Regions from separate parts of the Homo sapiens genome. Here regions 1, 2, 4 and 5 are each linked to region 3. Evidence: read pairs that join two places in POLR2A ChIA-PET (ENCODE). Cell type or tissue: MCF 10A. All regions are shown on one strand. Region 1 overlaps DDX59-AS1 (DDX59 antisense RNA 1). Region 2 has its middle 19 kb from the start of KIF14. Region 3 holds the start of CAMSAP2 (calmodulin regulated spectrin associated protein family member 2). Region 4 overlaps CAMSAP2 (calmodulin regulated spectrin associated protein family member 2). Region 5 overlaps CAMSAP2 (calmodulin regulated spectrin associated protein family member 2).

Region 1 (5,000 bases), 54 kb after region 3:
CCCTACGTTTAATATTTTGAGGAACTGCTAAATTATTCTCCAAAATGGCTGTACCACTTTACAGTCCCATCATCAATGTATAAAGGTTCCAATTTCTCCACATCCTGACAACCCTTTATATTGTCTGCCAACTATATATATATTGCTATCCTAGTAAGTGTGAAGTGCTATCTCATTGTGGTTTTGATTTGCATTTCTCTAATTACCAATGATGTTAAGCATCTTTTCATGTATTGGTTATCTGCATATTTTCTATGGAAAAGGGTCTATTCAGATCCTCTGTCCTTTTAAAAATTTGTTTTTTTTTTAAAGTATTAAGACTTCATTATAAATTCTGGTTACAAGTCTCTTATCAGATATATATTAATTACAAATCATTTATTCCATTCTATGAATTGTCTTTTATTTTCATGATAGTATCACTTGCAGCACAAAAGTTTTTAACTTGATGAAGTCTACTTTATCTATTTTTTTCTTTTGTCTCTTACGCTTTTGGTGCTGTATCTTAGAAGGTTTTGTCTGACTCAAGGTCATGAAAATTGTGCCTGTATTTTCTTCTACAGATTTTCTAACTTTAGCTCTGACATTAGAGATTAGAGTCTGATCCATTTGATTTAATTTTTGGTAAGTGTGAGGCTGGGGTTAAACTTAATTCTTTTTTTTTTTTTTTGAGACGGAGTTTTGCTCTTGTTGCCCAGGCTGGAGTGCAATGGCGTGATCTGGGCTCACAGCAACCTCCGCCTGCTGGGTTCAAGCGATTCTCCTGCCTCAGCCTCCTGAGTAGCTGGGATTACAGGCATGCGCCCCCACGCCTGGCTAATTTTGTACTTTTAATAGAGATGGGGTTTCTCCATGTTGGTCAGGCTGGTCTCAAACTCCCGACCTCAGGTGATGTGCCCACTTCGGCCTCCTAAAGTGCTGGGATTACAGGCGTGAGCCACCATGCCCAGCAAACTTAATTCTTTTATACATGGATATCCAGTCATCCCAGCAACATTTATTGAAAAGATTATTCTTTACCCTCATTGAATTGGCTAGACGCCCTTGTTAAAAATCAATTGACCATAAGTGAAAGGGTTTACTTCTGGACTTTCAATTCTATTTTTCTGACCTATATGTCTATGCTTGTGCAACTATTAATATTTGCTATGAATTCATCTTTTTTCATATAAATTTTTTCACATTTATTTTTTCAAAACCATTGAGTCATACCAAGCATGCAGTTTTTAACTTTTTTTCTCTTAATAGGCCATTAATATCCTCTGTCATTAAATATTCAACCTAATTTTTTTTTTGTTGAGACAGAGTCTTGCTCTATTGCCCAGGCTGGAGTGCAGTGGCACGATCTCAGCTCACTGCAAGCTCTGCCTCCCGGGTTCACACCATTCTCCTGCCTTAGCCTCCTGAGTAGCTGGGATTACAGACACCAGCCACCACGCCCGGCTAACTTCTTGTAGTTTTAGTAGAGACGGGGTTTCACCATGTTAGCCAGGATGGTCTCAATCTCCTGACCTCATGATCCGCCTGCTTTGGCCTCCCAAAGTGCTGGGATTACAGGCGTGAGCCACCGTGCCCGGCCTATTCAACCTAATTTTTAACGGTTGCATTATATTCCATTGTACAGATGCATAAAAATTAGTTAAACTAATCTCTTACTCAATACTTAAGAGATTGTTTTCAGAATAACATTATCTTTAACATAATAAACATCCCCAAAATATAGCTCTATTTGTATCAGTAATTACACCATAAGAAAAAAAACCTAGAAAGAAAAATTGCTAAGTACAAATATTTTTAAGCACTTGATTAAAAAATACTGCTATTGTATTAATTGACTAGCAATGTACAGGAGCGTGAGTTTCTTTATATGCTTACTAAAGCTGGATATTATCATTTAAAAATCTTGACAAATTTTGAATTCACATTTTATCAATGATTTGTAAGAAGGATATCTCAAACTTAGAAGTTTTTGATAGATTAAGTCAAATACCCAACTTTCCCCATATTTTAAAGATCTCAAATTATGTATATACATGTATACATACGTGTGTGTGTACACACACACACACACACACACACATTTTAGTTTCTTGTAGAGATGAGGTTTCACTATGTTGCCCAGGCTGATCTTGAACTCCTAGGCTCAAGGGATCCTCCTGCATCAGCCTCCCAAAATGCTGGGATTATAGGCATGAGCCACGACACTCAAACAAAAATCTCAAATTTTAATGTTATTTTTATTTTCTATATGTAGTACTGCCTTATTTTGCCTCACAGAGTAAATTGCCATTGAAAGAAAACACTTTGAAGAAAGTGACCTAATGAAGCAATCAATAAGATATAGATTTACAGAGACAGGGTGACTACTCCAGCAAGGCCTCACACGGTTACTTTACATCGATGTGGTCACCAAAGTGAAGTTAGCTATGTAAGTTCTGAAAGTAAATTTGATCAGTGATTCAGAGAGTTGATTGGTCTCTGATGAAAGGACTCACGGTAACCAACTCACCGAAGACTGATATTTAAAGTGGAATGCCTTCTTACTCATTTCTTGTGAGGCACCTCACTGACACAGACCAGATTGCTCAAAATGTTTGCTCAGGGCATGTTTTCTCTTGCATGAGACCTGGCACATAGAAAATACTCAATAAAAGCCAGGCACAGTGGCTCAGGCTTATAATGCCAACACTTTGGGAGGCTAAGGCAGGAGGACTGCTTGAAGCCAGAAGTTCGAGACCAGCCTGGGCAGCAAAGTGAGACCTCTGTCTCTACAAAATTAAAAATTAAAAAAAAAATTAGCCAGCCATGATGGCTTGTGCCTGTAGTCCCTGTAGTCTCAGGTACCTAGGAGGCTGAGGCAAGAGGACTGCTGGAGCCCAGGAGTTCAAGGCTACAGTGAGCTATGATTGTGCCACTGCACTACAGACTAGGCAACAGAGTGAGACCTCGTCTCATAAAAAAAAAAAAAAAAGAAAGAAAGTACTCAATAAATATCAGCCATTATCATTATCGTTATTATCATTAATATTATAGTGCAATTGACTGAGATTTTGCTCATCTCCCCTTTATAGGGAACCCACTCTGATCTTTGAGGTGGCTCTGGACCTTTTGGAGTCATGCTCACTTTGAGAGTCTAATGAATTCTGTGGATACTTCCAGCAGATAAAAAAGCCCATATGTACATATGGAGAATGGGCTAAGAACTGTGCTCTTATGTCCACTATGGCCCTACTCAAATGCTCAGACTTGAGCAGTCCTGAGTTAAGAGTAAAATGCATGTGCAGTTCACAATCAGGCAACCACACTAGAACACTGGGCTGGGACAAACTCTCTTGGCTTTTTTCTTTCATTTTGCTTTGTGCCTTTCTTCTTTTTTTTCTTGGAAATATCCTCCCCTCAGAAAGCCAAAAAATGTGAAGCCCAGGCCTGCCTTGATTGAAGACATAAATAGTCCTCACCCCACCTGACTCATTGCTCTCCTTTTCATTTCTCCCTCTCTCTCTTTTTAAATTTTAAAGTGATTTTTTAAATTTTAAAGTGATTTCACTATTCATGTGGATATTCCATCTGACATCTTGGCCTCTCAGTTCCTCAGCCTTTTTGGCATCTGATAATCTAATCCTCCATGCCCCCTCAGATGACCATGGCATTCTTTTTCTCATGACAATCACTGCACACTTCTGACACTGTAACTTCCAGAGTCCCATTCTCTGACCAGCATCCCCCATCCTTCTGGATTCTCAAGAACTCCTGCTTCAGCAATTCTTCAACTTCATGAAGAACTCTCATTCTTAGACTCTATCATTTTCTCAACTATAATCAGCTATCCATGTCCTCACGTCTTTTTCTTTAGCTAGCCTAAAAGCCACAGCTCATGTTTATAATGACTCCCTTGCAAACACCCTTAAAACCTTTGCCCTTCTCTCCCTGAGCTTACCCTGTTGTATTCAATTAGGAAAGCCTGAAACTCTGCTTATACCCAACAATCTGCTCACTCTGGGCCTGCATGAGAGCAGCCAAATAGTGCTCAGCTGATCTTATTCACCATATCCATTAGTTTTCTTTAAATTCATGGCCCAAAATCTCAGTTGGGTGCTTAGCATACTTGACAATCCTACTATATTTCTTGAAATGTTCTCTTTCCCACTCTTCAAAAAGACTAGTTCACATCTTCCGTCTTTTCAAAGCTTCTAAATGATACCACCTCCCCACAACCCCAGCTGTAGCCCCACTCTTACCCACAGCTTTAACAAAAAATGAATAAATCAAAGCAGACAGCCAGGAGCGGTGGCTCACACCAATAATCCCAACACTTTGGGAGGCTGAGGTGGTTGAATCACTTGAGGTCAGGAGTTTGAGTCCAGCCTGGCCAACATGGTGAAACCCCATCTTTACAAAAATATAAAAAATTAGCCAGATGTGGTGGCACGTGCCTGTAATTCCAGCTACTCAGGAGGCTGAGGCAGGAGAATCGCTTGAGTCTGGGAGGCGGAGGTTGCAGTGAGCTGAGATTGCACCACTGCACTTCAGTCTGGGCAACAGAGCGAGACTCCATCTCAAAAAAAAAAAAAAAATCAAAGCAGAAAAGGACCACTCAAACTACAGTGTGCTTTTGTATGTACCCATTTTGAGTTACCTCCTAGTTCCATGGATCAAGTGTCCTTGCATTTCAAAGGCCAGCCCTTCTGTTTGTGTTCTGCAGCCCATGCAAATCTTGCATCTTCAAGGACTTTGCTCTGGAAATTATTCCCTCTCTCACCTGTATAATCAATTTCTCCCTTTCCCATGGTTTATTTCCACCAGCAAACAATACGCCATAATAGCTCCTATCTTAAGAGAGAAAAAACATATCTTGACCACATATCTCTCTCCAGCCCCAGGCAAGTTTCTCTGCTCCCCTTCATAACAAAACTTCTTGAGTTGGCCATAATCGCTGATTAGCTTTTTACCCCACATTTTCTCCTCAGTCCATTTCCCCTGAGATTCCTCTTGTCCAAGTC
Region 2 (5,000 bases), 98 kb after region 3:
TACTGGTTCTTCCTGCCTCTCTGAATCTTGACTTCTGCTTCTCATTCCTTAAGATCTTTCCTTTGGCAACTTCCTTGTCTCACATGTCTGCTCTTCTGTTGTCTGGGGTGCAGCAATGCAGTGGTTTCCTCAATTATGTATTTTAGAGACCAGAACATTAGACTTTTAAAAAAATTTGGTCCCAGTGTTGCCAGTATTTTTTTCCCAATTAAAGATCTTCTTTTTAAAAAGCTACCACCTATCATTAGTTCATGAAAGAAAAAACATGTAGTACTAAACAAGAGAGAAGGACTTACTCTCTGAATAAGAGACCATCCTTCCCCAGAAAGGACACTAATGTACTATATTATAAAATTTTAAATAATAGATTTTTGTGAGAATTACCATACAGTTTAAATTTTTAATTAGCTAAAAAAACTAATAATCACATACACTCTCAGACATTTGTTTTACAGTAACTATATTATAAAAATACTGAATTGGTTGCTTTATTGCCAGATTGAAGCAAACATCTTTTATATGGCAAACACCTTAAGGGGTGGCTTTTAGATTCTAGAATATTCAGTGCCACTTTATAAGATACTTTTAATGCCATTCTATTAGTATTTCTAATACCAAGCACATTTTTATTTTATTTATTTTTTTATTATTATTTTGAGATGGAGTCTCACTCTGCTGTCCAGGCTGGAGTGCAGCAGCGTTATCTTGGCTCACTGCAACCTCCACCTCCCAGGTTCAAGTGATTCTCCTGCCTCAGCCTCCTGAGTAGCTGGGACTACAGCTGTACACCACCACGCCCAGCTAATTTTTGTATTTTTAGTAGAGACTGGGTTTCACCATGTTGGCCAGGATGGTCTCCATCTCTTGACCTAGTGATCCACCCACCTCGACCTCCCAAAGTGCTGGGATTACAGGCCTGAGCCACCACACACAGCCTAATTTTTGTATTTTTAGTAGAAATGAGGTTTCACCATGTTGGCCAGGCTGGTCTCAAACTCTGGACCTCAGGTGATCCGCCCACCTTGGCCTCCCATGGTGCTGGGATTACAGGCGTGAGCCACCACACCCAGCCTAATTTTTGTATTTTTAGTAGAGACAAGGTTTCACCATGTTGGTCAGGCTGGTCTCAAACTCCAGGCCTCAGGTGATCTGCCCATCTTGGCCTCCCAAAGTGCTGGGAGCCACCACGCCCAGGCCCAAGCACGTTTTTTAAATCACCTTTTTATTCAACAAGTCAAAGTGGGTTCTTTTTTTTTTTTTTAGTTTTTTTGGTTTCATAACATCTTTACAAAGATCATTGCCACATATTTAAACTGTGACTCACTGATTAATTTAATAAATCTAAGCTGGATCCACGACCTGTCATATTTTCCAGTAAAACTACACTATTTTCTTCTGGCAGCTGAATATTATTTGGGTTGTGCCCTTCTCTGGAATTAATATCAACGCATCTCTTATTGCCTTGTTATACAGTCTACTCACCACAATCAATATGAAGTTTACTCCATAAACAGAGGTATGGTACAAGAGGTAACGTGTCATCCAAGGTGACTTTCCTGGCAGCCACCAGTAAACTGACTCCGGACAGATAGGACTCTTTTGTTGCCGCCAAGGCATACTTACAATGACCTCAGAGGCTCTAGGGCCACAGTGTGAAAACCAACCAATGGATAATTAAGTAAACACAGTTCTCTTGTTCTACTGTTAGTGTGAGAACCTATTTTATATTTTATAATGTGTTGCACGTGTGATGATATAGGACAAAATTACAAATAAAGCATAAGACGAGTGTTTATTTTTGTAATGTTTACAAATAGTAACTTACAAATAAATTTTAGCTTTGAAAAATTTGCACATCAGCTTTACTTTCCTCATTTCATCGCAGAAAGAAGACCCCTTGGCAAAGCTGTTTGCAAATAACTGGATTCCGTTTACAGCTCTACCAGTTTTGTTTTTTTAATAGGGCAAATTAATTACTTCTCTAATCTTTAGCTTTGCTCAACTGTAAAATGAGAAAGTTTGCTTTAAGGTTCTCTGAGGTTTTCCCCAAATCTATATTTTCTGTGCTTCATACTTTTAAATCCCTATCTCCATGTCTAGAATTTGCTTCAGAATAATACAAGGTGAGGACTGTGGATGAAGTTTGGCCAAGAGTTTATCATTATTAAAGTCAGGTGATAGGCCATGAAAGTTCATTACTATTTGATTTACATTTGATGTATTTGAAATATTACATGATAAAAACATATATACACATACAATCTCCAATCCCATCCTTTTGCTTGTGCCCTGGCTCCTTTCTATCTAGCTAGCTAGCTAGCTAGCTATAGTTGAAGATATATATCTTCAACTTTTCACTGAACTTTTTGCCTCAAAATCGGCATTTCCAAAGCCAAATTTATCATCTTCCCTACAGAAAGCCTAGTTCCTCCTTTCTGACTTCCCTATTGCCTATGGTGCTACCACGCCCCCAGTCCTGCTCAGTCAAAGCCCTGCTGTCATCACTGACTCATTTCTCTTCCTAATCTCCATATCTGCTTAGTCACGAAGTCCTATCTGTATTTTTTCAAAATGTCCACATTTTCATGCTGGTACTGAAGCCCAAGACTTCATCACTTCAAAATATTAGCCCTTTCCCCTCAATATTCCTCTAATCCACAGGAATCCACAGGAGGAGAATATTTTCCAAGTAAAATATCACTACAGTAAGTACTCACTTCATGTCGTTGATAAATTCTTGGAAACTGTGACTTTAAGTGAAACGACACATAGCAAAACCAATTCTACCACAGGTTAATTGATATAAACAAGAGTGAAGTTCCCATGGCATATTCCTGGTCACAAAAATATCACCGAACTTTTAAATACAGACCAAAGCACTTCTGATAGTAAACATTGAAAGCTCGATGGCCGGGCGCGGTGGCTCACGCCTGTAATCACAGCACTTTGGGAGGCTGAGGTGGGCAGATCACGAGGTGAAGAGATCGAGACCACCCTGGCTAACACAGTGAAACCCCGTCTCTACTAAAAATACAAAAAATTAACCGGGCGTGGTGGCGGGCGCCTGTAGTCCCAGCTACTCGGGAGGCTGAGGCAGGAGAATGTCGTGAACCCGGGAGGCAGAGGTTGCAGTGAGTCGAGATCACGCCACTGCACTCCAGCCTGGGCGACAGAGCAAGACTACAAGAAAACACACAAACAAAACATTGAAAGTTCTGGCCGGGCGTGGTGGCTCATGCCTGTAATCCCAGCACTTTGGGAGGCCAAGGCGGGCGGATCACCTGAGGTCGAGAGTTTGAGACCAGCCTGACCAACATGGAGAAACCCCATCTGTACTAAAAAATACAAAAATTAGCCAGGCGTGGTGGCACAGGCCTGTAATCCCAGCTACTCAGAGGCTGAGGCGGGAGAATCGCTTGAACCTGGGAAGCGGAGGATGCTGTGAGCCGAAATCGTGCCATTGCACTCCAGCCTGAGCAACGAGAGCGAAACTCTGTCTCAAAAAATAAAACAAAACAAAAAAACATTGAAAGCTCATCCCAGCAGCCCAGGGGGCCAGGTGGGAACCCACCCTGGACAGACTACCATCCCTTTGCAGGGAGCACTCACACCCACAGTCCACTCCCACGCAGGGAGCACTCACCCACACTCCACTCACATGCAGGGAGCATTCACTCACCCGCACTCCACTCCTATGCAGGGAGCACCCACTCACCCACACTCACATTGGGACCATGTAGACATGCCAATGACCTTACGTGCACACCTTTGGGATGTGGGAGGAAACCACAGCACCCAAAGATAACCCATGCCGACATAGGGAGAACATACGAACTCCACACAGACAGTGGCCCCAGCCGGGAATCCATGTTTTTCTCATCAACATTATAACGCGGCCAGGCATGGTGGCACAAGCCTATAATCCCAGCACTTTGGGAGGCCGAGGTGGACAGATCGCTTGAGCCCAGGAGTTTGAGAACAGCCTGGGCAACATAGTGAGACCCTCTTCTCTACAAAAAAAAAAAAATGCAAAAATTAGCCAGCCCTGGTGGCATGTGCCTATGGTCCTAGCTACTCGCCTGAGCCTGGGGAGGCCGAGGTTTCAGTGAGCTGTGATCATGCTGCTTCTCTCCAGCCTGGGTAACAGTGAGAATCTGTTTAAAAAACAAAACATTATAACGAAATGGCATTGAGCAAAATGATGTTATTCGAGGACCTGCTGTCCTTCTCTGATGTTTCCTTACTCAGAAACCTTCAACTGCTCCCGGCTAACAGCCTCATCAAATCTGAGTTCTTCTGGCTGGTGTTCGAATCCCTCCTTCTCAGTGCATTTTACAACTCTTCCCTGTGCTCCCCAGGTGGCAGCATCTGCCATGGCTTTCTCCGCCCAATACCATCACTGAAGGATTGGATAGTTCACCAGAACTTCCGTGAACACATTCACAGTACAGATAATTAACTACTGGCGATCAGGGACTGATATGTCTCTGACAAGTTCTCAAAAATCCAACATATCTAAAGGAAAGCAAAGAGTCTGCTAAGAGAAGGGCGATTTTAACTAGGGAGGGACTGTTTTTAACTTTTTTTTTTCTATTTGGAATCCTGTGATATTTACATTGGAATTACAGAGAATTTTAAGGGCTGGGAGTCAGGAGATAATAGTAAAATGAATCCTGAAGCCAGGGCAGCATTTTAGAACTGACAAAGCTGCTATGGCATAAGAGTTAGGCAACCGAGTGCATTCAATTAAATGTAGTGCTTCACAGAAAGGACATTAGGGCATTTATAAACAAGTGTCATGATTTTTGTTTTTGTTTTTGTTTTTTTTTTGAGACTGAGTCTCTCTCTGTCTCCCAGGCTGGAGTGCAATGGCATGATCTTCACTCACTGCAACCTCTGCCTCCCGGGTTGAAGCGATTCTCCTGCCTCAGCCTACCAAGTAGCTGGAATTACAGGTGGGTGCCACCACACTCAGCTAATTTTTGTATTTTTAGTAGAGA
Region 3 (5,000 bases):
ATGAAAAGCAGCTCTCTAATTTTTTTAACATTTCACAACATGGGCTCCTAAAGCAACACTAAAGAATCATAACGGGAGGCCCTTTTCCTGTTATTTTGCAAAGACTGGGTTATGGAGGGAGTGTTTAACTGCTACTGTACTATACAATTTCTGTGTCAACAGCACACGCCTTCGAAAAACTCATCTATTAAAAAACTTCCCAAAGTAGGGAGTTTTTGTTTCTTTTAATTTATGAAGCCAAAATACATTTGGAAAAAAGAATATGCCTCACTGATAATATGAAATGAAAACTGCACCCTACAGTCAGCAAACTGAACGCTGGTTTTAAATAACTGATTTAATAAGAACTTAACATGCGTGCAGAAGGCTGATACAGCCTTAAAGAATGACAACAAAAATTAATACTGCACTCGACACAGGCCACCTTACATCCAACGGAGCCTGAATAGCAGCCATCATTACAAATGTCAAAATCAATATAGTACTATGCACCATCCACCTTCTTGCAATAATAAAGAAACCAACTCAGATTTCTTGGTGGTGTAATCACAATTATGACTGAGGCAGAAATGTACGCAACACAATGAAGAAAATACCACAAATCAAAACCACTCTATGTAAAAACATAAAATTGCTCACTGGGGGATGGGGGGGACATTTTGCCATCCAATAAAAGGAATCTGGCCAAATCCCACCTGACCATTCACGTGCCCTTCATTGAAGACCAAACCTGCTTTCCTTATTTCTCCTTTCTTTCTCTTCCTAGCCTCCCATCATCTCCCTTAACCTGTACGAGAAGACAGGCACGGGGAGGGAGGGATTCGAGAATCGGGAACAAAAACCGAGATGTGGACCACATCAGGAGGAAGAGGGGAGGGAAAGGGTGACACCACTAACCTGTCCCAAAGGCTTTGGCCACCAGCCAGGCCAGATTGCAGGCGATTTTGGCCCTGGAGAAATCATAGTGGTCAAAAGGCTTGATGGCTGGAACAATGAACGTCTTTCTCATCTCCCTGGGGTCTGCAGCATCCCCCATCTTTCACCGCGGCTCCTCGGGATGTCCCGGCCCTAACCTTCACATGGCGTGGCCTCGCCACCACGGGGGTCGGGAGGGAGGGAGAAGCAAGCTCAAACCATCGGGGCCCGGGCGATGTCCGCCCGGGCGCCGACGGAGGAGAAGCTCAGCTGTCCGCGCCGCGCGCCTGCCGCCTCCCGCGGGAGCCGCCGCCGCCGCCGCCGCCGCTCCCGGGCATAGGAATGTGGCGGCGCCGTCTCCGTCCGTCCGTCCGCGCGAGGTCCGCCCCGTGCCCGCGCCCCTCCGAGCCACCCGCCCCGCGAGCCCGCGTGTGAGCGAGGCCGCCTCCCCTTTGTCTCGGTTTAGTCACACGGGCTTGGGGGAGGGTGGAGGCTGGAAGGGCCCGGAATTTTAAGGGAGGGGGGATGGGGGGAGCCTTCAACAATCACGTTGTGGAAAATGTCCCCGCCATCGCGATGCCCGCACGCCCTCGCCTCCCTCTCCCCTTCCCTCGGAGCGGGGAGACCCCTCAGGCCCCGGGTGGGCGGAGGGACGAGCAGGACGAGGGGGAAGCGCGGGGCGAGCTGGCCCACCCAGCGCAGCCCGGCCCCTGCCCGCCGGAGACGCAGCAGCGGAAAACGTCAAAATCACTGCGGCTCACAGGCCGCCGCCGGCCCGTCCCCTCCTCTGTGCTCCCTCCCGTCGCCGTCTCCTCCTTCCCCTGCCGCCGTCGCCGCTGCCGTCTCCCGGGTCTTCCTCCCTTGCTGACGGCGAAGGTGGTGGCCGGGGAGAGGCCGCGAATCCCAAGCTCTCAGTTCCTGTCTTATCAGTAATGTCCTTGTAATTTTTTCCTGCCCCCCTTTCTGCAGCTCGCTGGATCGTTCCCCCTCAGCCGCCGCCGCCGCCGCTGCGGTTTTCCGGCTGCGGCACTGGATGAAGGAGCAGATGCGGAGACTGAGCATGCGCCTTCGCGCGGCTCCGACCCACCCCCCCCAACCCCCGCCCCCGCCCCCGCCCCCTCCCCGCTTCCCTCCCGTCTCCGGCCCACTGAGCATGCCCAGCCTCGCTCCCCGCCCGCGCCCGGGATTCGGGGCGGCTGCCTTTTAATCATCGCTCTGGAGTACTCGCTTCAGTGGACATCCTCCACGTCCCTGGCTTTTGGCTGCTGCTGCCTGCACTGCTGAGAGAGGAAAAGGAAGGGAGGGAGGAGGGAGAGGCCTGGCAATAGCTTTCGTATTCTACTTACACAGTGCTTCATCGAAAAGAGTTGATATTTACTTAAAATGTTCATTATGTGACACACACTTTGCAGCGAACTTGACCTGCACTATCTCATTTAGCCCTCGCAATAATCCTGAGAGGTAGATGTCATTGCTGATTGTCCACGAAAGAGAGGTGGAGTTGATTAGGTCATACATGGAACTTAACCAGGATTGAGGATCTGTGGGGGCTCCAAACCTGTGTTAATTTCATGATATCGAGATATTTTCTTAACTCAGTGCTCTCCACTTAAATTTTATCTCTGAGAGGGCACACGTCCAACAATGCCTCCCCATTCTCTCAGAAAAGAGCATAAATTCTTTCACAAAACAAGCTAATGCCCTTTGTGATCTGGCATCTACAGGCCTTTATAGCTTCATTTTGTCAGAACTGCTCTCTATTTTCTTCAATGAGCATGCCTTCTCAGATCTCTACCTCCTTGCTCAGGGTGGTTCCTCTGTCCACCCAGCTTACTCCTACTGCACCTTCAAACTCCACAGTAGTCACTTCCTCCATGAAGCCTTCCCTGACAGCTGCTGACAACTTTCCAGTCAGGGCTGTCACACAGGTGCCTCCCCTGTTGTTCCCGGAGCACCCTGTTCTTATTTCTGTCGTAGCATCTGTCACATCGTGTGGCAATAATCAGTTACTTGTCGGTTTTTCCCATTGATGACATGATGACAGGGTATATCTCCAGCAGCTATACGGTGCCCAGCCCCATAGTATAATTGCTCAATTAATGGACTACATGTGAATATTATCAAAGTTAACACATACTGAGCTTACTTAAATCACTAGCTCCTCACGTCTCATTTTAATACATTATCTAATTTTATTTTTAAGTGATTGTTGTTGTTATTATTATTATTATTGAGACGGAGTCTTGTTAAGTCGCCCAGGCTGGAGAGTGGTGGCAAGATCTCAGCTCAGTGCAATCTCCACCTTTAGGGCTCAAGCGATTCTCCTGCCTCAGCCTCCTGAGTAGCTGGGACTACAGGCGCGCACCACCACGCCCAGCTGATTTTTTGTGTATTTAGTAGAGATGGGGTTTCACCATGTTGACCAGGCTGCTCTCGAACTCCTGACCTCAGGTGATCCGCCAACCTCAGCCTTCCAAAGCGCTGGGATTACAGATGTGAGCCACTGCGCCCAGCCTATTATTATTATTTTTTGAGACAGGGTCTTGCTTTGTTGCCCTGGCTGGAATACAATGGCAAAATCACAGCTCACTGCAGTCTCAACCTCCCAGGCTCAAGCAATCCTCCCATCTCAGACTCCCATATAGCTGGGATTACAGGCACACATCACCACACCCAGCTAATTTTGTTTATTTTTTGTAGAGATGAGGTCTCCCTATGTTGCCCAGGCTAGTCTCAAACTCCTGGACTCAAGGGATCCTCCCACCTCAGCCTCCCAAAGCGCTAGCATTATCTAATTTTAATCATTATAAAATCCTGTATTATCTTCATTATACAGATGAGAAAACTAAGGCTCAGAAAAAAAAATTAATTACTCTTATTCTGCACAACTAGTAAAGGCAGAGGGCAGCTCCATCAAAAAGCAGGTCCCTTTGTTTCTGTTTAATCCCTGTAAACACTCCTCCTTAAACCTAGTAGGACACAACAGATGAGGCTTGCTAACAATGTGGGATATGAAAAGAATTTGAAAATAATAATATGCCAGAGGGTGGTTGATGTAATTTTTCCAATAATTTAATTAATATTAATAGGGTTTTTCTCATGGGCAAGGAAGGCCCTTTGCTGTATCACATGGAGGTTAATAAAATTAACAGATAGATAACAACTCACAAAGCATGTTCATATGATAACTAATTTCCATATCTATTTTATGAAGTAGGAATTATTATTGTCTTCCAATTCTAGATGCAGGACTGAGAATTGCAAAGATTAAGTGGCATGGCCAAGATTTCATGGTTGATTCATATCTGAGTCTGGCTTCAAATTCAAGCACAGGTCTTCTGGCTCCACTCCTCTGGCACTTTTCCCTGTGCCTGCTCTCTTTCCGCATTATGGAGGCTAACATGTACATAAATAAATTTATAATACAATGTAAAAGTGATAAGTGCTGTAAGAGATATAAAGTGCAGTCAGGGGCCAAGCACAATGGCTCATGCCTGTAATCCCAGCATTTTGGGAGGCTGAGGCAGGTGGATCACTTGCGGTCAGGAGTTCAAGACCAGCCTGGGAAACATAGCAAAAACCTGTCTCTACTAAAAGTACAAAAATTAGCCAGGCCTGGTGGCACACACCTGTAATCCCAGCTACTCATGAGGCCAAGGCACGAGAATTGCTTGAGCCCAGGAGACAGAGATTGCAGTGAGCAGAGATCGCACCACTGTACTCCAGCCTGGGCAACATAGCAAGATTCTGTCTCAAAAAAAAAAAAAAAAAAAAAAAAAAAAAAGGCCGGGTGCGGTGGCTTATGCCTGAAATCCCAGCACTTTGGGAGGCTGAAGGAAGGTGGATCACAAGGTCAGGAGTTCGAGATCAGCCGTGCCAAGATGGTGAAACCCCATCTCTACTAAAAATACAAAAATTAGCTGGGCGTGGTGATGTGCGCAAGTAGTCCCAGATGCTTGAGAGGCTGAGGCAGGAGAATTGCTTGAACCTGGGAGGCGGAGGTTGCAGTGAGCTAAGATCATGCTACTACACTCCAGCCTGGGCAACAGAGCGAGAATCCATCTCAAAAAAAAAACAAAAACAAA
Region 4 (5,000 bases), 65 kb before region 3:
TTCTGTTTGCATTAATTTCTAAATTATCTAAAGTACGGCATCAGCACTGGTATTTTTAAACAGCTTCCCCAGGTGATGCTAATGAGCAGCCAGGGTTGAGAACCACTGATTTCTCTGACATGTGCACAGTCACCTGCATATGACTCTATTTCTCTAGATAGACAGTTGTAGGATATTATCTCAGTTATCTTCCTATTCCCTACATCTAACGTGGTATCTGGCAACTAGCAGGGGCTAAAGAAAGGAAAGGAAAGAAAGAAGCTAGCCTTTTGGTTACTATAAAGACTCAAGAGCTGGGTTACTCTGGAGGTTGAGGAAGTGAATTCTGATCGTTTAGGAGGTGGCAGTTCCAGCTTCTAGAAAACTGAGCAGTATTTATAGGAAAGCTGACGCTTTGTAAGAAGCAGAATGCTTAACACTGGCAATCATAAAACCAACAGTGGCTCCTACTTACTAAGTCTAACTTATGTGCCATATACTGTGCTAAATACTTTATTAGTATATTAACTCTTTCATTTCAAATATTTTTTGAAATAAGCCTGGAGACAATAGATAAAAAACACTTTCTATAATCCTCAAAAGTCTCTAAAGGAAGTATCATTTATGTTTTATATGTGCAGAAACTGAAGTTTAGACAATTATGCAATTTGTCCAAACCTGTGTGCTCTTTCTACCATATCATGCAGTTGGCAGGAGTTAAGTCATTTTGTTGCAAAGCAAAAAAATATGTTTCAGAAATGACAAACATAATATGCAAGAAAGAAAAAGTAGGATCAATAATTATTTCAAATTAAAACCGCATTTTCATATTCAATCTCCTCTAAGAAGTATTTTCCACACTGCTACTGTCCAACTATCCCAGTTCTTCCTTCACACTCAGAATATTGCAGCCTTTCTCTTAGTCATTCATCTGTATGTATCCTCTCCGTTATACTCCATCCCTGGAGAGCAGGGATCCTGTCTTTTTCACTTTTGTTCCTAGACAATGTTTTATGGGTGAAAGTAAATTCCTGTTTAACAGCATTAAAAAGCATGGCATTTTTGGATTAAAATGTGGGAAAATATTTCAAGAGCCACAAAATCATTCATGTACTCTTAAGACTCCTCTTGGCAGTTTGTTCTATAAACACATGAGAGAGGATAAAAACGCTGTATAAATAAAAAATAACCATTATAATATTATACAACAGAAAGAAAACAATATCCAACCAAAATGAGTAATTTATGATATATTAAACTATTTAAAAATAAGGGAAATGTGTACAATATAAAATTGAGTGGAAAAAACAGAATACCACACTATAATACTGTTTTATATATATACATAAAAATATGAAAAAGGAAGGAAACAGACAAGAAACAAGAAAAACAGAACATCTGGCCAGGCGCGGTGGCTCACGCTTGTAATCCCAGCACTTTGGGAGGCCGAGGTGGGCAGATCACAAGGTCAGGAGATCGAGACCATCCTGGCTAACACGGTGAAACCCTGTCTCTACTAAAAATACAAAAAATTAGCCAGGCGTGGTGGCGGACACCTGTAGTCTCAGCTACTCAGGAGGCTGAGGCAGGAGAATGGCATGAACCCGGGAGGTGGAGGTTGCAGTGAGCCGAGGTCGCACCACTGCACTCCAGCCTGGGCAACAGAGCAAGACTCTGTCTCAAAGAAAAAAAAAAAGAAAAACAGAACATCATACCATAATAATGTTTGAATACCACAGACACACACGCACACACAACAGAAAGGGAAAATGAATGAATAAAAGTAAAACTTAGAAATTACCTTGTTATAGTATGTAAAAACACAAATAAAATCTATAGTTTACTTCGAAAATTGGGATACATTTTCAGAACAAAGCTCATTTCACTGATTAACTTCCCAAATTAAAAAACAAATTTCTAAAAATTCCACTACTGTGCTGTGGTTATTTCCATATGATATTCACTCACTTTAAGAACTCTTACATTTTAGTGTGATTTTTTTTTTTTACTTCTTAACTTTACAATATGATAGTGATAATTAAAAATTATGTATAACAGAAAGTATATACACAATGGATTTAGAAAAGATCAACATTAAAAAATAAACTCAAGGCTAAAATCAATCAGTTTGGAGCTATGATAGCTCCAAATAAAATATACACGTTTAATTGCTTACCTAAAGCATTCAGATCAGAATAATAACAATAACTAACACTGTTAAGTGTCACATACTGTTTTTGGCATTTTACTGTTTTCTGTCATGTACTGTTTTCAGTATGTAATGTTCTCAGCATTTGTATTAATTTAATGAAACAACCCTGTGAGGGTAAGCACTATTACTCTACCTATTTTACAGATAAGAAAACTGTATAACCTGTCCAAGGTTACACAGCAAGGAGGCAGTGATGTAGGGATTCAAACTTAGAAATCTGCCTCCAGAGCCCACAACACTGAACATCACACCTGCAGACTTAAATCCCAACCTCTGCACCTTGTAGGAGGCAACTGCGGCAGCAACAGAAACAGCAGTGTACATTGCAACCACCAGGTGGCAGAGCATAGCATGACATCTAAGAGCAGCAGCAGGAAGGCTGGTTATGGAAGAAAAAGCAGGAGGGCTACTTGGCATTTCAATGAAAAGAAAAGGATTTGGGGAATGTGGAATCCCAGGGACTTTACTGGGTGAGAGCTGAAGTATCATCCAAAGGCCACCATTAGGTTCTATATCTGTGTTACAAGGGTTATATTTTTATCATCTCCAACCAGTGGAGTCTAAGCAAAAATAAATTACATTTATGTATTAGAAATGAAGGTTAAACCTATTAAAGAAAGGAAAGGGTTTCAGTGTTATAAGAAATTTTTAGCCTCATAAATTAAGATAAAAGATCTACTACTGCATGGCTTTTACTATTCTTGTATCAGATTTAGACATAGAACTTAAAAAAAAATCCTAAAATGAACTTAGTTTTTGGACTAATAAAGTGGCTAGACTGCCTACTATGCCCAAGTACGCCCACAGGTATTTAAGAGGAAATAAATACTTTAATCAATCACAAACATGAGGTACTAGTTATTCTGCTAAAATGGTACATACTGCATATTCATATTAAACTCTATAGTTTTTCAAAGTTATTCCAACTTAGAAAATATTTTACATATCATTTATCTATATAAACACTTTTTCATAAGTTTCATTTATCTTTAATTTACATGGAGATAAAAGTAAAACACCACTTGCAACTCCGCTGAGATGATATGTCATTTTATCAATGAGGAAATCTCAGGATGAGTATCTACATTTGGTCACAGAGTTAGTAAGAGTTAGAACTAGGATTCAAAATCCTGGTCTGTCTATGGTCAAAGCTCGTATACTTGCCATTCCTCCATGTTGGCCCCAGTATTTCACAATAAATCTTTTGTTATTATGTAATAATACTTTGCCATTGAATTACTATTTCTAAACTTCTGATATTGACAATTCAAGAATAAACTAAAACCAAGGCTTCCAATCCAAAGACATTCTTATATAGAACTATCTTGGTTTAAAACAGAATTTAGTTAAAATAAAATCCAGTTTTAAACCAAGACAGTTGTACTATAAGGCTGCAGAGATAAAAATCTTGCTATTGCCACCATAGTATTACTACTGTCCTCAACTCAGTTAAACTAGGGGTTACTAGCTGCCAACACATCAAGCACTGTCCTCCTGCCTCTCAAAGCTCAAATGTGGTTCCCAGAACAAATAAATAAATAAGGTACTAAGACGAGTTAAAGAGATTATGAAAAAGAAAACAAGGATACCACCTACACTTAAGAGTTCATCTTAGATACTGCCATCTGACTCTAGCTTTTAGCTTATAGGTAACTCATCTAAATATAATTTAGATGGTGTAAGCTTTAATAACCTTCAGATAATTTAGAAAGGATATCAGAGATTGAAAATCAACTTAATAAAATAAAGCATGAAGGCAAGATTAGAGAAAAAACAACGAAAAGGAACAAACAAAGCCTCCAAGAAATATGGGACTATGTGAAAAGACCAAACCTACGTTTGATCGGTACACCTGAAAGTGATGGGGAGAATGGAACCAAGTTGGAAAACACTCTTCAGGATATTTTCCAGGAGAACTTCCTAACCTAGGAAGACAGGCCAATATTCAAATTCACGAAATACAGAGACCACCACAAAGATACTCCTCGAGAAGTGCAACCCCAAGACACATAATCATCAGATTCACCCAAAAGGTCAGGTTACCCACAAAGGGAAGCCCATCAGATTAACAGCGGATCTCTACGTGGAAACCCTACAAGCCAGAAGAGAGTGGGGGCCAATATTCAACATTCTATTTTTTTTTTTTTCTTTGAGATGGAGTCTTGCTCTGTCTCCAGGCTGGAGTGCAGTGGCGCGATCTCAGCTCACCGCAACCTCCACCTCCTGGGTTCAAGAGATTCTCCTGCCTCAGCCTCCCAAGTAGCTGGGACTATAGGCACACACCACCATGCCCAGCTAATTTTTGTATTTTTAGTAGAGAAGGGGTTTCACAATGTTGGCCAGGATGGTCTCAATCTCTCGACCCTGTGATCCGCCCGTCTTGGCCTCCCAAAGTGCTGCAATTACAGGTGTGAGCCACTGCGTCAGGCCTCAACCTTCTTAAAGAAAAGAATTTTCATCCCAGAATTTCATATCCAGTCAAACTAAGCTTCATAAGCGAAGGAGAAATAAAATCCTTTACAGACAACCAAATACTGAGAGATTTTTGTCACCACCAGGCCTGCCTTACAAGAGCTCCTGAAGGAAGCACTAAATGTGGATAGGAAAAACCAGTACCAGCCACTGCAAAAACATACCAAATTGTAAAGACCATCGACACTATGAAGAAACTGCATCAACTAACAGGCAAAATAACCAGCTAGCATCATAATGACAGGATAAAATTCACACATAACAATATTAACCTTAAATGTAAATGGGCTAAATGCCCCAGTTAAAAGACAAAGATTGACAAATTGGATAGAGTCAA
Region 5 (5,000 bases), 55 kb before region 3:
GGAATGGCATACTAGTAGTCAAACCAATATAGTAAACAAAGGAAACAGTTTAGAGCAGTCGTTCCAAATATGGATGATCATCAAAAAGATCATAAATTCCCTGGCATCAAACCTTAGAGGCTGACTCATTAGATCTCTAGAGAGAAGCCCAAGAACAGCATACTATCAGGAATCTTGCTTTCACAGTCCCTCACAGCTACAAGTGATTAACCTTTCTACAGGACATTGCCAATCACATCACTCTACAGTCAAAAGCCTTCAGTGACTTCCCAGGGCCTACCCAACAAGTCCAGGATTATTTAAATAATATTAAAATTCTTCAAGATCTTAAAATAATCACTCTTTTCAGGTCTTCTAATACTTCCCCACATAAATCCTATAGTCTAGCAGCATAGGTTAGCAAAGACCATTTAAGCAGAGTACCTAGGTTTAATCCCAACTCTGCCACTTACTAACTAGGTGATCTTTGGCAAATTCCTTAACTTCTCTGTGCTTCAATACCTCAACTATAAAATGGAGTGACAATAATAGTACAAGGCATTTCATGCTGTAAAAATAACATGGTTTATGTCAAGAATAGGGTTAGGATGAATCACTCAAAAGTCACACAACTTTATAACCAGGAGGCAATGAGGACTGCCCAGGCAGACTCATCAACATGGCTGGAGGTTGCCATACTGAAAAATGCACAAAACTACAATGTGGAAATGCAGATGGGACTCTAATTAGAGCATGGATGGTGAGTGCTGCTGGTGAATCCAGATAGACATGGATCTCAGCCAGCAGAGCCAGATTAAGGCAGGCACAGGAGGCAATACAACTTGACCCTAGCCAAGAACTGCATTGTGCTGGGAATGCGTACCTCTGGGAAGGGGCCCTGGGGCAGATGCTCATTTTAAGATTCAAATATGGAAGAATCCTATGGAGATATCAGTAAGAACTCATGATTACATATTTCTCCTGGCATTGTCATGAGTTAAGGGCCTAGCAGTAACACTAAAACAGCAGCAATAAATACATCTATCCCCAGATCATGGTTTCTAAATAACATTCCCCATTAATATAAACCCAAGGCTTCACAGAAAACAGCTGGTTCCAGGTCAGAGATAGGGAAAGAAGAAAGTGAGTCTGGAATATTTGGTTATGTCATATTTGGTTATGCCAAACCCGCTGATTTGCAGGGTCTATTGTACTTACTGAAAAAACTGTGTATAAAGTGGGTCTGCTCAGTTCAAACTCATGTTGTTCAAGGGTCAACTGTATGGCAAAATGTTTATCTTATCTTAGTTTTTAAACTTTTGGCAAAATTAAGAATAGAAGAAAATATAATTTAGAAGCAAACAAAGCTTGTATTTTTTCCACAGAAATCAGTAAGCACATCTTATACATGCATCATTATATATGTCATAGCTAAGTCAGCTAAGGTCTGAAGATGAATTTACAGATCTCAATATTCTTGTCCCAGAAAACTATGTTTACAAGTAAGCTTTGGGTAATATCTGGAGTAAAAAGGAGCTGTTACTACATCCACAGAATAAGTTGTTTCTGCTTACCTTTTTAATTCCTAGGTTAATTGTGGGCAGCTTTCCTCCCAAGCCTTACCTTATAAAGAATGCACTTCAAAATGTTTGTTTGTTTAATACACACGTCATCAGGTGGTTATAAGAAAGTCTACAACCTTAATGTAGTGCTAATTAAACAACGTTTGTGAGTCCAGTTGCTACAATTAGTTACAGAAACTGAAGAGGGATCAATAAGCCAAAAAGAAATAAAAGATGAAAATAAAAAAAAAAGCCTTAAGAATAAAATGCCTTCAAGTGGGTTTTCAAAGCAAATATAAGCCACTTTAATTATACCATAAATATGCAGAGCAACAGGATACAAGTGTTTTAAGCTCAGAATACTGTCCTACCATCAGTAATATCCAAACAAGGCAGCTTTCTCTGCAGCAACCCTTCCAAAATCAAATCCACTCTTAAGAAATTTTATGATCTAAAGTGAAAAATAATTGTATTTCTTTTAGTTGTTACTATTTTGTTTTCCCATATATAAGTAAACATTTTTCCTAGTAACTCAGTTATACATGTTATTTAAATTAACATATATACTAATATCCATTAAAAAAACACCCTAGAAATAGAAGTAGGTCAATAAAAACCAACGATGATTGCTAACGTTTACTGATCTTTCTTACTATAGGTCAAGCACCACATTAGATACTTCACAGCCACTATTGTATTTAATCCTCACACCTATTTATAAGGCAGACAATATTATCATTGCTTACTATAGATGAGGAAAACTGAAGCTCAGAGAGTTTTAGAAATGTTATAAAGTCAAACTGCTGATCATTGTTGGGGTCTGTCCACTACAGAGATAATGTACTCGATCACTCCATACTTTCTCACTACCAGTGAGAAATGACACTGAAACCATTTCTGCTCCACATGGTAGCATTTTCTTTTCATCTTAAAAATTCATTCCTCATACATCTTTTTATTAAACTTTTTATTTTGAGCTCATTGTAAGTTCAAACACAACTGTGAGAAAGAACACAGAAACATCCCATTTACCATAGACCCAGTTTCCCCCAATGGTAACACCTTGCAAAACCATAGTACAATATCACAACCAGGATACTGATATGGATATAATTAAGCCACAAAACACTACAACACAGGATCCTTCATGTTGCCCTTTCCCAGTCACATCTACTTCTCTCCAACCCCTGGCAATCACTAATCTGTTCTCCATTTCTATAATTTTGTCATTTCAAGAATGTTTATATAAATGGGATTTATACAGTATGTAACTTTTTGGGATTGTCTTCTCCCCCACCCCTACTGCCCGAGACGGAGTCTCTTGCTTTGTCATCCAGGCTGGAGCGCAGTGGTGCCATCTCGGCTCACTGCAACCTCCTCCTCCCGGGTTCAAGCAATTTTCCTGCCTCAGCCTCCCGAGTAGCTGGGATTACAGGTGCCTTCCACCACAACCAGCTAATTTTTATATTTTTAGTAGAGACAGGGTTTCACCATGTTGGCCAGGCTGGTCTCAAACTCCCGATCTCAAACTCTCAAAGTGCTGGGATTACAGGCTTGAGCCACTGCGCCCGGCTGGGATTGGCTTTTTTAAACTTAGCATGTCTATGCATATTCATACAAGCTGTTATATGTATCAATAGTTCATTTCTTTTTATTGCTGAGTAGTATTCCGGTAAACTACTTAAGACAACAATTATTTCAGATTATGAAATATAAACACTTTTGTAAATGTAAATACATCAGCTTGACTTACACATTGAACATTCAACAAAACTATCTCATTAATGTTTTTAGGATTACCTCAAATATATTAAATGGAAGTACTAATCTTACTATTATGGGTGGCCTAATTTTCCCAATTTAACCTACCTTTCTTAGGAATGTTTAAAGTTCTAAGGAAATTAAAGTTCATATTCTTAAAAAGAAGAACTCAGGTCATATGGCATAGTTAAATAAAAAAATTATTTTGGGTAAGTATTTTTTTTTTTGGAGACAGGGTCTTGCTTTGTCACTCAGGGTGGAGTGCAGTGGCGTGTTCTTGGCTCACTGCAACCTCTGCCTCCTGGGTTCAAGCGATTCTTCTGCCTCAGCCTCCTGAGTAACTGAGATTACAGGCGCGTGCCACCACATCCAGCTAATTTTTGTATTTTTAGTGGAGACAGGGCTTCACCATATTGGCCTTACTATTTATTTAATTTTTAACATATCTAACTAGCTCGCACAAAAAGTAAATCTCTAAGAGGGTCTTAAAGGAAAAGAATAACAATCACAGGTGCTAACTGCAACAGAATACATCTTTGAAAGGGACCACAGGAATAAGACTGTAAATATAACAGATTTTCCTGTTCTCAACTTCCAGTGATATTTCAAGCTATCCAACTAAAGCATAAAAAGAAAAAAGGCCTTAAAAAAATGAACAAAGCCTCAGAGCCTCATCGGTGACCTGTGTGTGGGACAATAGCAAGCAGTTATACAAATGGAGTCTAAAAAACATGGTGGGGGATAATATTCAGAGAAATAATGGCTGAAATTTTTCCAATTTTGATGAAAACTATAAACTCAAGGATATGAGTAGCTTTAAAAATCCCCAACGGGGTAAATACAAAGAAAAATCCATTAAGGCACACCATAACCAAATTCCGAAAAAAAAAGAAAGAAATCTTAAAAGCAGCTGAAGAAAATCAAATTACACATTACATACAGAGGAAATCTGATAAGAATAACATCTGACTTCTCTCAGAAACAATGCAAGCCATAAGACACAGAATGCATCTTACTCAGCAAAAATAACCTACAAAAATGGAGGTAAAGGCCGGATGCAGTGGCTCACGCCTGTAATCCCAGAACTTTGGGAGGCCGAGGCAGGTGGATCACCTGAGGTCAGGGATTCGAGACCAGCCTGACCAACATGGTGAAACCCCATCCCTACTAAAAATACAAAAATTAGCCAGGCATGGTGGCATGTGCCTGTAATCCCAGCTATTTGGGAGGCTGAGGCTGGAGAATCACTTGAACCTGAGAGGCGGAGGTTACAGTGAGCCAAGATGGCACCATTGCACTCCAGCCTGGGCAACAAGAGCAAAACTCCGTCTCAAAAAAAAAAGGAGGTAAAATAAAGATAACTTTTCTCAATGTTTATTGATCTAAAGATGTCACTAGCAAATGTGCACTACAAAAAAATGTAAAAGAAAGAAGACTTTAGTTTCTGGTCTGCATGTAAAAACCTTAGCAGTCACTCTGTTCTAACAACAAGCACAAAGCTGAACAGAATGAAGTATCAACAATTCTAGGTAGATCTGAAAGAAAGGTGAGAACACAAGGCAAACCACCAGCCCAAAGGATGGAGAGACAGACAGGCAAAGGGAAGTCACAGATTACCAGAGCAAAGACTCACAAACAGAAACAGCCAAGGGAACCAGTGCTGGAGAAGGAAAACTAAACTGTAACTGATGAATTGTT

Evidence for each region. Peaks named below come from ENCODE experiments on the same cell type or tissue, not always from the same donor. Only the 100,000 strongest peaks of a DNase experiment are listed, where the experiment ranks them.
Region 1: POLR2A ChIA-PET joins it to region 3 with 11 read pairs; 27 of 35 experiments call an interaction of 5 or more read pairs at or near these places.
Region 2: POLR2A ChIA-PET joins it to region 3 with 28 read pairs; 7 of 35 experiments call an interaction of 5 or more read pairs at or near these places.
Region 4: POLR2A ChIA-PET joins it to region 3 with 11 read pairs; 2 of 35 experiments call an interaction of 5 or more read pairs at or near these places.
Region 5: POLR2A ChIA-PET joins it to region 3 with 11 read pairs; 4 of 35 experiments call an interaction of 5 or more read pairs at or near these places.

The regions. Positions count from the first base shown.
Region 1 is chr1:200,681,707-200,686,706 of GRCh38, reverse strand. The region is part of intron 1 of DDX59-AS1 (DDX59 antisense RNA 1); the gene reads right to left. Among named protein-coding and RNA genes, the nearest start is that of DDX59, 14 kb to the right of the region's middle. In MCF 10A, no CTCF peak of the experiment used is centred here; a DNase peak (open chromatin) is centred at 2,566.
Region 2 is chr1:200,637,659-200,642,658 of GRCh38, reverse strand. It overlaps a transcript of DDX59 not described here. Among named protein-coding and RNA genes, the nearest start is that of KIF14, 19 kb to the right of the region's middle. RefSeq lists enhancers at 1,979-3,178, 3,154-3,869. In MCF 10A, no CTCF peak of the experiment used is centred here; DNase peaks (open chromatin) are centred at 1,588 and 2,478.
Region 3 is chr1:200,735,864-200,740,863 of GRCh38, reverse strand. It overlaps CAMSAP2 (calmodulin regulated spectrin associated protein family member 2), which reads right to left and starts at 1,971. Exons shown (of 17, transcript NM_203459.4): 1 at 898-1,971. The coding sequence starts at 1,036. RefSeq lists silencers at 1,162-1,231, 1,262-1,621 and an enhancer at 2,262-2,341. In MCF 10A, no CTCF peak of the experiment used is centred here; DNase peaks (open chromatin) are centred at 743, 1,403 and 2,033.
Region 4 is chr1:200,800,605-200,805,604 of GRCh38, reverse strand. The region is part of intron 2 of CAMSAP2 (calmodulin regulated spectrin associated protein family member 2); the gene reads right to left. Among named protein-coding and RNA genes, the nearest start is that of CAMSAP2, 64 kb to the right of the region's middle. In MCF 10A, a CTCF peak has its summit at 2,529 (motif pointing right); a DNase peak (open chromatin) is centred at 2,544.
Region 5 is chr1:200,790,496-200,795,495 of GRCh38, reverse strand. The region is part of intron 2 of CAMSAP2 (calmodulin regulated spectrin associated protein family member 2); the gene reads right to left. Among named protein-coding and RNA genes, the nearest start is that of CAMSAP2, 54 kb to the right of the region's middle. In MCF 10A, no CTCF peak of the experiment used is centred here; no DNase peak of the experiment used is centred here.